2 separate regions of the Homo sapiens genome follow, and region 1 is linked to region 2. The links are chromatin loops, found by intact Hi-C in ENCODE. Cell type or tissue: tibial artery. All regions are shown on one strand. Each heading gives the region's core, and the rest is flanking DNA. Links, peaks and the distances in the headings are about the cores only.

Evidence for each region. Peaks named below come from ENCODE experiments on the same cell type or tissue, not always from the same donor. Only the 100,000 strongest peaks of a DNase experiment are listed, where the experiment ranks them.
Region 1: a loop joins it to region 2, with 2.4 times the contacts of the local background. A loop is called at or near these places in 15 of 110 quality-filtered maps.

The regions. Positions count from the first base shown.
Region 1 is chr16:5,067,560-5,075,888 of GRCh38, forward strand. ALG1 (ALG1 chitobiosyldiphosphodolichol beta-mannosyltransferase) reads left to right here and starts at 4,284. Exons shown (of 13, transcript NM_019109.5): 1 at 4,284-4,498; 2 at 5,392-5,469; 3 at 5,594-5,697; 4 at 7,829-7,977. The coding sequence starts at 4,291. RefSeq lists enhancers at 4,314-4,373, 4,404-4,513, 4,684-4,743. In tibial artery, for the core only: no CTCF peak of the experiment used is centred there; a DNase peak (open chromatin) is centred at 4,362; H3K4me3 peaks cover 1,492 bases; H3K27ac peaks cover 1,933 bases.
Region 2 is chr16:4,960,814-4,969,142 of GRCh38, forward strand. The region is part of intron 2 of SEC14L5 (SEC14 like lipid binding 5); the gene reads left to right. Among named protein-coding and RNA genes, the nearest start is that of SEC14L5, 6.6 kb to the left of the region's middle. In tibial artery, for the core only: no CTCF peak of the experiment used is centred there; no DNase peak of the experiment used is centred there.

The DNA of each region.
Region 1 (8,329 bases), core at 184-8,183, 110 kb after region 2:
AATGCGCATCTGTTTCCTTGCAGAAATGTTAATGTTGGTTTCCTGGGTGCTGTCCCAAACCTTGCTGGGGCTGTTGTATGTATGTGCACCACATTATCTTTCTAAAATCCCAACAATTTTGAATTCAGAAACATACTTGGTCCCAAGGGCTTCAGCAAACAGATTACAGATCTGTAATAATAATCAAAAGAACACCACTAAAGTGTGTATGTGATGCTCCCTATGTGCAGATGCTAGGTTAGGGCTTCTCCACCTTTTAATTTCGTCATTGTTCTTTTTTCTACCCCCGGAGTGTTTTTAGACGTTTTAATCCTGAAAAATCTTTAGTAAGAGGCTTATTGAGATATTATTCACATACCATAAAATTCACCTTTTAAATGTGTACAGTTTCACAGTGGTTTTTAGTATATTCACAAAGTTGTGCAGCCATCACTATCTATCTCCAGAATGTTTTTGCCACCCTGAAAAGAAATCCCATACCCATTTGCAGAAACTCCCTATTCCCTCCTCCCCAGCCCCTACCAACCATGAATCAACTTTCTGTGTCTATGGTTTGACCTACGGTGGATATTTCATATAAATGGAATCATACAATGCGTGGCTTTTTGTGTCTGGCTTCTCTCACTCAGCGTGATGTTTTCAAGGTTCATCTGTGTTGTAGCACATGTCAGTACTTTATTCTTTTTTATGGATGAATAATATCATCTCCCGGGGAAGCCCCTCCTGCTCTGATGATTTAAGAGGATGAGGACTATGGAGATGACAAACCAAAAGTAGACACCTAGGCCGGGCATGGTGGCTCATACCTGTAATCCCAGCACTTTGAGAGGCTGAGGCGGGGAGATCACTTGAGGTCAGGAGTTCAAGACCAACATGGCCAACGTGGTGAAACCCTGTCTTTACTAAAAATACAAAAATTAGCCAGGCGTGGTGGCACGCAACTCTAATCCCAGCTACTTGGGAGGCTGAGGCAAGAGAATCACTTGAACCTGGGAGGCAGAGGTTGCAGTGAGCCGAGATGGGGCCACTGCACTGCAGCCTGGGTAACAGAGTGAGACTCTGTCTCAAAATATAAAATGAAATGAAATGAAATGAAATATAAAATAAAATAAAATAAAATAAAATAAAATAAAATAAAATAAAATGAAAACAAGACACCTGGAGCAGGGCGTGGTGGCTCACACCTGTAATCCCAGCACTTTGGGAGGCTGAGGTGGGCGGATCACTTGAGGTTATGAGTTTGAGACCATCCTGGCCAACATGGTGAAACCCCGACTCCACTAAACATACAAAACTTAGCCAGGCGTGATGGTGCAGGGCTGTAATCCCAGCTACTAGGGAGGCTGAGGCAGGAGAATCACTTGAACCTGGGAGGTGGAGGTTGCAGTGAGCCGAGACGGCACCCCTGCACTCCAGCCTGGACGACAGAGTGAGACTCCATCTCAAAACAAACAAACAAACAAGCAAACAAGGAGACACCTGGGAAACCTCGGGTGGGAGGCTGTGGGAGCTGTGGACAGACCGCATTCTGTTCATCACTCATCCACTGATGAGCCTCTGGATTGTTTCCATGATTTGATTCTTGTGGACAGTACTGATGTTTGTTTACAAGTTTTTGTTCGAAAACCTGTTTTTCATTCTCCTGGGTGTATACGTGGGAATGCCATTGCTGTGTCACGTGATAATTCTATGTTGAACCTAATGAGGGACCATACGACTGTTTTCCACAGTGGCTGGGCCATTTACGTGCCCACTGGCAGAAGATGAGGGTTCCTTATGTACTGCCCCATGAAATTTTATTTTACTTGTTTATTTTTTTGAGACAGGGTCTCGCTTTGTCACTTAGGCTGGAGTGCAGTGGTATGATCATGGTTCACTGCAGCCTCGACCTCCCTGGGCTCAGGTGATCTTCCCACCTCAGTCTCCCGAGTAGCTGGGACTATAGGCACACGCCACCACCATTTTTTGGGTATTCTTTGTAGAGATGGGGTTTCACTATGGTGCCCAGGCTGGTCTTGAACTCCTGGGCTCAAGTGATCCTTCCGCCTCAGCGTCCCAAAGTGCTGGGATTACAGGCATGAGCCACTGCTTTCAGCCTTCATAAAATTTTAATACTGCAGATATACTGCATGCTTGTGTATTGTATCATTATCTGTGCTTTATACATAAAAAGGGTAAGGATGTTTTGCTCCCCAAGAGCCATTTTTGCCCCCTTGGGAGCACCACTGGGAACAGAGGTTCTAGGGGAAGCTTGTCATTGTCATTACTTCTGTTAATCCTTGATCACCCCTCAAGTGGGTGCTCAGTCAACTTGAACAAAATCTGAGGCTCCAAGGGAGATTGAGTGACTTATCCATATATCCTCTTGATTGTTGGAAAGACTGGATCTCATGTGGAATGGATGCCAAGTGAGAAAGCCGGACAGGTGGGCTGGCCCAGCTATGAAACCGCCCCCCTGCTGGGGATGGCTCCGTCCCCTCTCTCCAGGAGACACCACGGCAACTCCCTCCCCGACGGAGGTTCACCTACCAGAGGGAGGCATCTACTTTTGGTTTGTCATCACCATAGTCTTTATCCTCTTAGCTCATCAGAGCAGGACAGGCTCTCAAAGACTTGAAGTTCCCCTCCCTTAATTCACAGACGAAGAAAGCAAATTGATGGGGAGTGACTCGCCCGAGGTGGAGCAGGAAAGCCAGGAGTCCTGAGGCTGAGGTCCCAGATCCCTACCTGTCCCATTACAGAGCGTCGACAGAGTTGGGCAGGCGATGTGTCACAGGCCTCCACCCCAGCACACGCAACCTGGAGGCAGGGGCCTCGCTGGGAACTGGAGGATAAATGCCGCTGCCAGCATGTTTGTATGCCCATCCCTGCTGTCTGCAGATACTTACTCGTCCTTCCTTTCCTTCTGAAAGCTCGGGTTTCAAGGTCTGGCTTAAGGCGTGAGCTGTCCCTTCTGAATCCATAGAAAGGGAGTGATGGGGCAATTGTGAAAAGCAGATGCAAAGTGTGCCAAGCCCTGAGCTGAGCCCAGGGACACTGGGGAGCCACATCCATGTGGGCTACCCTGTCCCGTGGGTGCTGCCTGTGGTCCTCATCAGGGGAGGAGTCTTGTTTGTTTGTTGAATACGGTCTGGGTGGTGGCTCTCCAGGTTCTGCGGCAGCTCCCAAGTGGAGGCAATGGGGTAGCATCACCAGTGAGCTCTTGGTGTTTCTCTGCAAGGGACCGCTTTCAAAGAAAAAAGGTCATGATACGGTTTGGCTGTGTCCCCACCCAAATCTCATCTTGAATTCCCATGTGTTGTGTGGAAGGGACCCAGTGGGAGGTAACTGAATCATGGGGTCAGGTGTTTCCCGTGCCGTTCTCGTGATAGTGAATAAGCCTCACGAGACCTGATTGTTTTATAAAAAGGAGTTTTCCTGCAGAAGCTCTCTTTTTGCCTGCTGCCATCTATGTAAGAGGTGACTTGCTCCTCCTTGCCTTCTGCCATGATGGTGAGGCCTTCCCAGCCATGTGGACCTGTAAGTCCATGAAACCTCTTTCTTATGTAAAGTGCTCAGTCTCGGGTATGTCTTTATCAGCAGCATGAAAACGGACTAATACAGGCCATCGCAGAGACACACATTAAACTCTCACTATGGCTACTTTGGGAGGTGAAATTGGAGGGTCACTGTGGAAATTTCCTTTCTAGCCATTGATACTTAAGCAAAATCATGATGGTGTTTACTTCCTTGTTTGTCCTTCCCCCTCTCTACCTTTTAAATGTTTTATTAAGTGTGATGTACACCCTGGAAAATGGGCAGGTAATCTGCTGCTTGAGGTACCGCCCCAAATGCAGCACACCCACATTACCAGCACCAGATCCAGAAGCAGAACCCACCAGCCCCTAACTTCTAACAGCGAGGACTGGTTTTTATTTACATAGACGGAACTCTACAATTCGTACTCGTCAGCATCTGGCTCCTTTATCAATGTTAGGATGAAATTTATCCAAATTCTTGTGTCACTATATTTTGAAATTATCTTTGAATCCTGAAGAGAGTTCTTAGATCCCAATACAGTAACAGCTTTACTTTAGTCGGGGAAATACACTGGTGTGTAGGGAATCTGGTGTATGTGCGTGTGTCCTACTACTACTAATTCTTGGCCCCGAGGGGCTCCTGGGGGTTCCCCGGGCCCCTGTTAGGGAACCGCGTCCACTTCTCGCCCTCTCGGCCCACTTCGGAGGCTCGGTCTGCGGCTGCGCACAGCGCGAGGAAGCGCGGTCACGTGACTGCTGCGGGCCAGCCAAGATGGCGGCCTCATGCTTGGTCCTGCTGGCGCTGTGTCTGCTGCTGCCGCTGCTGCTGCTGGGAGGATGGAAGCGCTGGCGCCGGGGGCGGGCGGCCCGGCATGTAGTAGCGGTGGTGCTGGGCGACGTGGGCCGCAGCCCCCGTATGCAGTACCACGCGCTGTCGTTGGCCATGCACGGCTTCTCGGTGACCCTCCTGGGGTTCTGCAGTGAGTGGCCAAGGGTCTGGGAGGGACGATGCTCTCTCAGCCGTTGATCCTCGGTTCTAACCGCCCCGGGGAGTCGAGGCGGAAGTGCTCCTTTAGTCGCCGCCTTTGGGCAGCTCTCCGAGATTAGACGAGCGGTTCTGCCCCAGCCTTTCCTGGGTGGGTCTCTAGGTATAGCCGGCGTTAATCTTGCCACGTGTCAGAAGTGTGTTAAGTGAATCCATTGCGTGGTCTCACGTAATTCTCCTAGTAAGTGGAACCCAGGTGCGTGGAACTCCAGGGCTAGTGCTGGTAGCTACGTCCCTGTGCAGCTACCCTTGTCAGGCTATGTCTGAGCTGACAGGATATTTCATTCCTCATCCCTCAACGCAGAGCTCTGCAGACAGATGTTTTCATTTGTTCTTCATGTCCAGCTTTTCCCCACAGTGTGCAGGGCAGCGGTGTCTGCTCCCTCATTATTCTCCACGTTGGTATCTTGAGAGGGTAGCTCAACCCCATCTCAGGAAGAAGTGGGAACAGCACTAGTTGCCTTTAATCCCTGTTTAGAATCTGCTATCCTAGGGTGATGGGGTAGAGTGGGACTTCCTAGGGATGGCTCTGTGGTGGGAAAATTCCACTATCCAGACAATCTAGATTAGTTTAATTGAGCACCTACTGTTTGCCAGGCATCATGTTAAGTGAAGGTAGGTAAGATTCAGGCCCTATCTCTGTGTGCCTCCTAGAGCAATCTGAACAAGAATTGGCCGCATTCTCTGTTCTGGCTAGTGAGGAGCAGAGAGAGGTTTTGAAATATCTTACTTTCCAAAACACTGTCCGTGATTCAGCCTGAGTTGGGAGATTATCTGACTTTAGATTGCTGCTTCTGGTACATTAAAGGGATCATTCTCATTTTTCAGACTCCAAACCCCATGATGAGCTCTTGCAGAACAACAGAATTCAGATTGTGGGGTTGACAGAACTTCAGAGTCTTGCAGGTAGGATGCCGTCAACTCCAGAATCCTCTGAATCCATGGGCTGGGGGCAGGGGGTGTTCGTTTGAAAAGCCGTGCAGATTGCCAGACGCTCCTTTGGTAGTCACAGGTGTTTTCTGACTTGCAGTTGGGCCCCGAGTTTTCCAGTACGGAGTCAAAGTTGTACTTCAGGCTATGTACTTGCTGTGGAAGTTGATGTGGAGGGAGCCAGGTGCCTATATCTTTCTCCAGGTGTGTATCAGCCTCTGCCTCCCTCTGTGAGAGCCATGTTAGCAGTTTACTTTCCAGCACAAATTGGTACTATATTGCATATTCATATGTGTGTGTGTTGTGTGTATGGGCGTTTAAAGACATGAGTAGGAGCCTATGGTATGTGTCTATTTATGGCACCTATCCATGCTCTCTGTGTCATTACAGATAGTCTTACATTGTACTGACTGTGTATCAAGTGTTTTCCATGTATTAACTCATTTAGTCCTCACAGTTACCCTAAGAAATATTGCATGTAGGTAATACAAGAACCTGTTTCTTAAGGTTGTTCTCATTTAGATGAGAAAACCTAGACTGAGAAAGGCTCTGTAAGTAGCCCATCGCCATACAGCTAGGAAGTGGTGGAATCAGGATTTGAACGTAGGTCGTCAGTGTGGTTCTATAGTATACACACGCACGCATACGCGCGCACACACAAACACACATATATTTTTTTGAGACAGAGTTTCGCTCTTGCCGCCCAGGCTGGAGTGCAGTGGCGTGATCTCGGCTCACTGCAACCTCTGCCTGCCGGGTTCAAGTGATTCTCCTGCCTCAGCCTCCTGAGTAGCTGGGATTACAGGTGCCCGCCACCACGCCCAGCTAATTTTTGTATTTTTAGTAGAAATGGGGTTACGCCATGTTGGCCAGGCTGTTCTCGAACTCCTGACCTCAGGTAATCCGCCCCCCTCGGCGTCCCAAAGTGCTGGGATTACAGGCGTGCGCCACCGCGCCTGGCCTATCGTTATACTTTTAATCCCTTCCCTTGATCACTTTTTCTTTAAAAAATTTTTCTTTCTTTTCTAGCTGAAGGAAGAATACTTTTTTTTTTAAATCAATTTTTAATATATAGAAGCACCTTCCTCTTTTATTTATTTATTTTTATTTTTCCTGAGATGGAGTCTCTGTTGCTCAGGCTGGAGTGCAGTGGTGCGATCTTGGCTCACTGCACCTTCTACCTCCCGTGTTCAAGTGATTTTCCTGCCTCAGCCTCCTGAGTAGCTGGGATTACAGGCATGTGCCACCATGCCTGGCTAATTTTTGTAATTTTTTTTAGTAGAGATGGGGTTTCGCTATGCTGGCCAGGATGGTCTTGAACTCCTGACCTCAGGTGATCCACCTGCCTCGGCCTCCCAGATTGCTGGGATTACAGGCATGAACCATCGTGACCCACACCTTCCTCTTTTAATAGGCAGCCTTGAATTCCAATATGTGATGTACTATACTGCATGTATTTAGTCTCATGTTAATGGATACTCAGATTCTTCCTGATTTTGTTTTTACTTTTACAAATAGTGTGGCTCCAAGCACAGCGAGCATATGCCTTTTGTATAAGTCCAGTTTCTTTCTTAGGGTAACTTCCCAGCAGTGGAATTGTGTAGTCAAAGTTGATGCATTTTAAAAATGTGTATGTTACTGGATAGCTTTAGAGTAAGGTTGGGTCAGTTTGGCCCCCGCTGAGTGGGGGTACCTCTTCTCCCCCATGCTTACCATCACCAGCTGTTGTTAGACCTTTTTAGAATTTGCATTCCAACAGGTGAAAAATGCCATCTCTTTGTTCTGTTTTTTGCCTCCTTGATTATTGATGATCTTGGACTTTTCAGGTTGGTTCTGTTTGTTTGTTTGGTTTTTGTTTGTTTGTTTTAGAGGCAGAGTCTAGCTCTGTCGCCCAGGCTGGAGTGCAGTGGCACAATCATAGCTTAACTGCAGCCTCATCCTCCTGGGCTCAAGTGATCCTACCTCCTCAGCCTCCTGAGTAGCTGGGGCTGCAGGTGTGTCCCACCACACCTGGCTAATTTTTAAATTTTTTGTAGAGATGAGGTCTCACTGTGTTTCCTAGGCCGGCCTTGAACTCCTGGGCTCAAATGATCCTCCTGCCTTGGCCTCCCAAAGTGTTGGGATTACAGGCATCAGCCACCGCACCTGGCCCATTCTGTTTCTTTTATGACTTTTTACATCTATTTTGGTGGTGGAGAGGGTCTTTCTTCTGCTTATTATCAAGAGCTCTGTAAAGATAACAGACTCATCACCATGTGTGTTGTGACTATTTTTACTGGGTTTATTGCCTAGCATGGTCTGGGTTTCCTCCCCTTCAAGTCTCTATCTTTCCTAGAACCCCCCAGGTCTGCCTAGCATTGCTGTCTGCTGGTTCGTGGGCTGCCTTTGTGGAAGCAAGCTCGTCATTGACTGGCACAACTATGGCTACTCCATCATGGGTCTGGTGCATGGCCCCAACCATCCCCTCGTTCTGCTGGCCAAGTGGTGAGAGTCTAGGAAGAGGGTAAAATACCGTCCCCTAAACCACTCAAGGATGAGTGAGAAGAAGGGCCATAGTGGGCCTCCGGAAGTCGGTTCCTTGTGGGCTCTGCAGGAGGTGGGGTGAGGCTGGTGAATCAGGCCGAATGCTGGTTCCAAATGATAGAAACAGGCCTCAGCAAAGGACCACATTTTTTGGCCCATGAAATGGAAGTGTCTGTGGAAATGGTTGGTTTCGAGCTCAGCAGTGTCACTGGGACCCAGCTCACGTCTGTCTCCACACTCCCTTCTGGTGGTGGTTCCCGGAACTCTCCTAGCTCTTGTCCTCACGTAGGCTCATTGGGGAGGGCAGCCCTTT
Region 2 (8,329 bases), core at 279-8,278:
ATCCAGCTATGATCGTTACTGTTTTTGCAAGTGCCTGAGTGACTTTGCTTCTGCGTAATGGGAGTGGAACACCAGGGGATGGTGAAGAGATCCAGGGACGTGAATTCAGATGCTTTAGGGTTCTGCTGTGCTCTGCCATGCTCTGGTTGTATGTTTTTAGAAAGTTGCTGAACTTAAGCCGGGTGCAGTGGCTCACACCTGTAATCCCAGCGCTTTGGGAGGCCGAGGTGGGTGGATCACAAGGTCAGGAGATCAAGACAATCCCGTGTAACACGGTGAAACCCCAACTCAACTAAAAATACAAGAAAAATTAGCCGGGCGTGGTGGCGCGCACCTGTAGTCCCATCTACTCGGGAGGCTGAAGCAGGAGAATCTCTTGAACCCAGGAGGCAGACGTTGCAGAGAGCCGAGATTGCGCCGCAACACTCCAGCATGGGTGACAGAGCGAGACTCCGTCTCAACAACAACAACAGCAACAACAACAACAACAAAGTTGCTGAACTTTTCTGAGCCCCATTTTCTTTTACTTTTTCCAGACTGAGTCTCACTCTGTTGCCCAGACTGGAGTGCAGTGGTGCCATCTTGGCTCACTGCAACCTCTGCCTCCCAGGTTCAAGCCATTCTCGTGCCTCAGCCCCCTGAGTAGCTGAGATTACAGATGCACACCACCATGCCCAGGTAATTTTTGTATTTTCAGTATAGACGGGGTTTCATCACGTTGGCCACGCTGGTCTCGAACTGCTGACCTCAAGTGATCCACTAGCCTCGGCCTCCCAAAGTGCTGGGATTACAGGGGTGACTCACTGCATCCGGCCCCTATTCATATAGCCTTAAGTGCTATATTCATGGGCATGGCTTATTTTCAAGTGCAATGATTGTAAATATTTTCAGAACCCTAAACGTGACAAATTAAGTTGGAATTTATTAAGCACATGCAGTAGATGGTTTTCCATCCTATAGTTAATGTGTCTCAGATTCATGGCAGAGAACCATGGGTCCTTGGACTGTCAGAGAAGGGTGGGGACAGTTTCTCTCTTCTTATGAATGAATGAACAAGTGCTTGGGTCTTAGAACATGTGAGCTGCCAGAGCCTTAAACTAAGGGTGATTATTTATGTTTATCGACCACTTATTGTCACTTGGTAGGACTGGGCCCTGTGCGAGGCAAACAGACACACACACACACAATCACTTTTCATCTTCATGACAACCTTATGAGGCGCATATAGGCATACAGTCATCCCCATTTCACAAATCAAGAAAATGGGGGCTGGGTGCTTATTCATAGAATAAGACAGGACTGGACACACAGTCCTGCACTCGAGCCTGGGCAACAGAGCGAGACTCTGTCTCAAAAAAAAAAAAAAAAAGAAAAAGAAAAAAAGAAAAGAAAACAAAAACAACAGAAAAACTATATGAATAGCACTAGTAATGTACTCGCATTGCCTGTATTGGGTATGTTAAACATATTTTGTAAGCTTCAGGTTCCACAAATGAAGGCACGGCTCCATTTACTCCCTTCGCTGTTGAGTCTCTAGGTACTGACACCTGTGGGTAGAGTGAAAAAAAGGCTTTCAAATCTATATTATCTGTGGCCAGGTATGGTGGATCATGCCTGTAATCCCAACACTTTGGGAGGCTAAGGCGGGCGGACCACCTCAGGTCAGGAGTTCGAGACGAGCTTGGCCAACATGGTAAAACCTTGTCTCTACTAAAAATACAAGAATTAGCTGGGTATGGTGGCAAGCACCTGTAATCCCAGCTATTCGGGAGGCTGAGAGAGGAGAATCGCTTAAACCCGGGAGGCGGAGGTTGCAGGGAGCCGAGATCGTGCCATTGCACTCCAGCCTGGGGGAAGAGTGAAACTCTGTCTCAAAAAAAAAAAAAAAAAAAAAACTTCCTTATCTGTACCTGCGTTAATTTAAGTCATTTGTATTTTCCAGAGGGACTGCCACAACCCTGTCATTCTATCTTCCATACAGTCCTTGTCTGTGAAATGGTCCCAAGCCACAGCAACACTGCCAACAAAGCCACTTTGCCGACTGTTTACAAAACATTATTGTCCCCAAAATAGCTGCATAACTCAACGTAACTTGCACACTGTGGAAGCACAAAAGGGGTTTTCTATGCTTAATGTTCGTCTTTGTTTCGCAGTTAAACACTTGCCCTCAGATTGGGTCAGATGCCGGGGAAGTTTCAGATGAACTCAGCTATTTTCACTGCATCCGAGTGACCAGAAAAGCTGGCCTTTCAGTTTTTCTGTTTAACAAAACTGACTTCAGAATCAAAATGCTCCTAGCTTCTTCAAAACTCCACTGACAATGACACAAATGACTGAAATTGGGCTTGAGTAATTGATTACAAAATTGTGCTTTGAGGTAACCTTTCTAGACCTGGCTTTAAACATTTTTAAAAATTAATACTCTCACTTAAAAAATTTATCTAGTCAAATAAACAGAGATTTCTCTCCAAATCCCTTCCCACGAATTTTGCTTCTAAAGAGAAGGATTCTAGGGTATCTTTCCTCCTCCCAACTATTTTTTTTTTAAGATGGAGTCTCGCTCGCTTTGTCATCTAGGTTGGAGTGCAGTGGCATGATCTTGGCTGACTGCAACCTCCGCCTTCTGGGTTCAAGTGATTCTCTTGCTTCAGCCCCCTGAGTAGCTGAGATTACAGGCATGTGCTACCACACTTGACTAATTTTTGTATTTTTAGTAGAGACGGGGTTTCACCATGCTGGCCAGACTGGTCTTGAACTCCTGACCTCAAGTGTTCCGCCCGCCTTGGCCTCCCAAAGTGCTGGGATTAGAGGCGCGAGCCACTGGGCCCAGGCTTTTGCTCCCTTTTTTCTTTCTTTTTGAGACAGAGTCTCGCCCTGTTGCTGAGGTTGGAGTGCAGTGATGCAATCATGGCTCACTGCAGCCTTGAACTCCTGGGCTCAAGCCATCCTCCTGCCTTAGTCTCCAGAGTACAGCCTTAGCTGGGAGTACAAGCATGCACCACCATACCCGGCTAGTTTTTAAATTCTACTATATAAAAATTTATAAATACTTTTATAGAAATGAGGTCTCACTATGTTGCCCAGCCTGGTCTTGAACTCCTGGGCTCAAGTGATCCTCCCACCCTGGCCTCCCAAAGGGCTGGGATTATAGGCATGAGCCACTGCGCTCAGCCTTCCTTTCTTTCTTGATAGCATTCCGTATCATTGGGTTCAAAACAATGAGCTTTTATTATCTTGGTAAACAGAGAAAAACAATTAAGACAATGGAGGCAGCTGGAGTATCCAGTGTTGGAGAGGGTCCGTCAGTCCTTTGAATGCCCGGGTCCCAGAAGGTGTGTGGGGTGGTGGTGTCTTTGTGGAGGTCCTTGCATAGAGGACACAAAGGCCATGTGGCTCAGGTCGCCTGAGTCCCGAAGGCCATGCTCTGCCCAGTCCATTGTGAGTCGAGTCTAGGTTATTTGTCTCTTTTCTCAAGTGGGTGGTAAAGAACCAGGGCCGGGCATGGTGGCTCACACCTGTAATCCCAGCACTTTGGGAGGCCGAGGCAGGTGGATCATGAGGTTTGGAGATCAAGACCATCCTGACCAACATGGAGAAACCCCGTCTTCCCTAAAAATACAAAATTACCTAAGTGTGGTGGTGCATGCTTGTAATCCCAGCTAGTCGGGAGGCTGAGGCAGGAGAATCGCTTGAACCTGGGAGACAGGTTGCAGGGAGCCGAGTTCGCTCCATTGCACTCCAGCCTGGGTGACAGAGTGTGACCCTATCTCAAAAAAAAAAGAACCAGACCCACAGGCTCTCTCTCTGCTCGAGGCCTCAGCACATTCCCCAATTCTTCTTCTTCACTCCCGACCTCAGGTGATCTTCCTGCTTCGGCCTCCCAAAATGCTGGGATTACAGGCGTGAGCCACTGTGCCCCACCTCTTCTTCTTTTTTCGATACGGGGTCTCACTGTCACCCAAGCTGGGGTGCAGTGGCCTGATGTTGGCTCACTGCAACCTTTGTCTCCCAGGCTGAAGAGATTCTCCTGTCTCACCCTCCTGAGTAGCTGGGATTACAGATGGGCACCACCACGCCCGGCTAATGTTTGTATTTTTAGTAGACATGGGGTTTCACCGTGTTGGTCAGGCTGGTCTCGAACTCCTGGCCCCAGGTGATCTGCCCACTTTGGACTCCCAAAGTGCTAGGATTACAGGTGTGAGCCACTGTGCCCAGCCACTATAATATATATTTTTAAAACTACCTCATTCAGGTGTGATTGACACATAAAAAGCTATATGTCTTTAACGTATACATCTTGAATGTGTCTGGTGATAAGAAGACACCTGAGGGTACAATATTTTTAAGGTTCATCCACATCTTAGCATGTATAGATTCTGCCTTGTTTTTATGGCTAAATAAATACTTCACTGTGTATGAATAGACCACATTTTCTTTATCATTCATTAGTTGATGGATATTTAAGTTGTTTTCAGTTTGGGGGGACTATTATAAATAGTGCTGCTATAAATATTTATGCACAAGTTTTTGTATGAACATATTCTTTCCAAATAAATCTCTGTTGTTGGCCAGGCGCGGTGGCTCACGCCTGTAATCCCAGCACTTTAGGAGGCCGAGGCGGGCGGATCACGAGGTCAGGAGATCGAGACCATCCTGGCTAACACGGTGAAACCGCGTCTCTACTAAAAATACAAAAAATTAGCCGGGTGTGGTGGCGGGCGCCTGTAGTCCCAGCTACTCGGGAGGCTGAGGCAGGAGAATGGTGTGAAACCGGGAGGCGGAGCTTGCACTGAGCCGAGATAGCACCACTGCACTCCAGCCTGGGCAAAAGAGCAAGACTCCATCTCAAAAAAAAAAAAAAAAAAAAAAAAAAAAAGAAATCTCTATTGTGAATGGTACCGGTTATTCAATGGGTTTTTGAAGATTCTATTTTAAATTTTATTTAAGGCCAGTTGTGGTGGCTCACGCATGTAATCCCAGCACTTTAGGAGGCCGAAGCAGGAGGACTGCTTGAGCTGAGGAGTTTGAGACCAGCCTGGGCAACATAGGGAGTCCCCATCTCTACCAAAAATAAAACAATTAGCTGGGTGTGATGGTTTACACCTGCAGTCCCAGCTACTTGGGAAACTGAGGCAGGAGGATCACTTGAGCCCAGGAGATTGAGGCTGCAGTGAGCTGTGATGTTGCTACTGCAGTCCACCCTGGGCAACAGAGTGAGACCCTGCCTCAAAAAATAAAATTAAAAAAAATGTTAAAAATGTTAAAAATATTTAACAAACTCATACACAGCACTGAAGTTCCGCCACCATGCCTGGCTAATTTTTTCTATTTTTTAGTAGAGACGGGGTTTCACTGTGTTAGCCAGGATGGTGTCAATCTCCTGACCTCATAATCCGCCCTCCTCTGCCTCCCAAAGTGCTGGGATTACAGGCGTGACCCACCGCGCCCGGCCTCTTTTTTTTTTTTTTTTTTTTTTTTGAGATGGAGTCTTGCTCTGTCACCCAGGCTGGAGTGCAGTGGCATGGTCTCGGCTCACTGCAACATTCACCTCCCGGGTTCAAGTGATTCTCCTGCCTCAGCCTCCTGAGTAGCTGGGAGTACAAGTGCCCGCCACCATGCCCAGCTAAATTTTTGTATTTTTAGTAGAGACAGGGTTTCATTATGTTGGCAAGGCTGGTCTGGAACTCCTGACCTCAGGTAATCACCCGACTTAGCCTCCCAAAATGCTGGGATTACAGGCGTGAGCCACCGTGCCCAGCCCCAGACACTGCTCTGAGTCTATTCACTTATTAATTCCTCATAGCCACCCCATGAGATGAGTTCTGTGGGCAGCCCATTCGACAGAGGAGGAGACTAAGGAGAGGCTTATCCAGGGCTCCAAAGCAAACATGTAGCAGGTGGGGACTCAACTTCAGGCAGTTCGGCCCCTCAATTTACACCCCAACTATGAGCTCTACCATTTTTCAGAGCTGGATGGAGGATCTGAAGTTACTGAGCTGGCGTCTGGGCCAAGTGCATGGTCCCAGCGGAGGCAGTTACCATCAGGATGCCTTTACCCCTTCGGGACCCTGCAAGGGAGAATACAGCCCAAGCCTGCAGGCCCTGGCCCCTGGCACACCGGCCAAGCCCGGGAGTGTTTATTCAGCGCTACCTGTGGCCAGCCCTTTAGGCCAGCTCAGAGGCAGGTCCATTATAGCAGCCTGATCTGTAGCAGAAGAGGAAATTGAGGCTCAGCAAGGTCCAGGAGACTGTCCCTCAGTGACCAGTGTTTATGGTCCCACAGAGCCACAAACCGGGTGACTTAGAACAACATAAGTTCATTGCCTCACTGTTCTGGAGGCCAGAAGCCTGAATTCAAGGTGTGGGCAGGCCCACACTCCCTCTGGAGGCTCTAGAAGGGGATCTGCTCCTGGCCTCTCTCCCAGCCTCGGACAGTTCCTTGACTTGGGACAGCAGAACTCCAGTCCTCACATAATGACTCACTGTGTCCAGATTTCCGTTTTTTTATAAGGACACCAGTCATATTGGATTTATAAGGACACTCCAATGGCCTCGCTTCAACTTGATTACTTGTAAAGACCTGTTCTCCAAATGAGGTCACATTTACAGGTACCAGGGCTTAGGACTTCAACATATCTATTTTAGGGGTTACATTTCACAGCTGGGATTTGAACTCAGGGAATCTGACCCCACAGCCAGAGCTCACAGCCAGACTTTCCGGATTCTGGCTCTGACTTTTCTTTCTTTCGTTTTTTTTTTTTTTTTTTTTTTTTTTTTTTGACAGAGTGTTGCTCTGTCGCCCAGACTAGAGTGCAGTGGTGCAATCTTGGCTCATTGAAACTTCCACCTCCCAGGGTCAAGCGATTCTCCCACCTCAGCCTCCTGAGTAGCTGGGATTACAGGTGCCCGCCACCATGCCTGGCTGATTTTTGTATTTTTAATAGAGATGGGGTTTCACCATGTTGGCCAGGCTGGTCTCCAACTCCTGACCTCAAGTGACCCTGAGGTCACTTGAACTCCTGACCTCAGGTGATCCACCTACCTCGGCCTCCCAAAGTGCTGTGATTACAGGCGTGACCACACCTGGCCTCCTTCCTTCCTTCCTTTCCTTCTTTCCTTCCTTCACCTCTCCCCTCCCCCCCTCCCCCTTCCCCTCCCTTCCCCTCCCCTCTCCTTCCCTTCCCTTTCTCCCTCTCTATTTTATTTTATTATATTTCTTTTTTGAGACAGGGGCTTGCTCTGTTACTCAAGCTGGAGTGCAGTGGTGCAATCATGGCTCACTGCAGCCTTGACCTCCTGGAGGTCAAGTGATTCTCCCACCTCAGCCTTCTAAATAGCTGAGACCACAGGTGTTCACCACCACGCCTGGCTAATTTTTTTTTTGAGACGAAGTTTCGCTCTTGTTGCCCAGGCTGGAGTGCAGTGGCGCAATCTCGGCTCACTGAAACCTCTGCCTCCCGGGTTCAAGCAATTCTTCTACCTCAGCCTCCCGAGTAGCTGGGATTACAGGCATGCACCACCACGCCAGGCTAATTTTGTATTTTTAGCACAGACGGGGTTTCTCCATATTGGTCAGGCTGGTCTCGAACTCCCGACCTCAGGTGATCCGCCTGCCCTGGCCTCCCAAAGTGTTAGGGTTACAGGCGTGGGCCACGGCGCCCGGCCGCACCTGGCTAATTTTAAAAAATATTTTTGTAGAGGTGAGCTCTCCCTATGTTGCCCATGCTAGTCCGAAATTCCTGGGCTCAAGCCATCCTCCTGTGGTCTCCCAAAGTGCTGGGATCACAGATGTGAGCCACTGTACCTGGCCTTGACTTTCCATAAACATTTGTGCACCAGCAGCAGTACTGTGGCTTTAGGAATGACCTGGTCCCCTTTTGTCCAGCCACTGCCCAGGTGTTCCTGTGGGGCTCCAAAGCCCAGTAGCGTCAGGTCATCTCTGTTTTGCAAACCTAAATAAGGAAGATGGCTTGGAGTAGAACTTCCTAAGCAAAAGGCTTTTCCTGTGGAGGAAGGGTTACGGAGGTAAGGTTCTGTCCTTCAGCAATTACATGTTAAAATATTTAAAGACCTGGCCTTGTTGTATTGTTAAACAGCTTGTAATTTAGCCAATGCGTTATTAATAAGAAGCAGCCTGTGAAGGTAAATTATTGTGGCTTAGGCCAAAAGCAGTTACAGTTGGATTCGCTGTTACGGAGGTAGTTTTAACAAAGCGGCCGGGGCCTTATTTAAATGAGTTTAAATTAGCTCCCTGGAGCCTGTCATCTGATCCTGTTGCTAACAGATTAAGGCAAGCAATGTTTTCTACCTTGAATGCTGCTCTGATTTG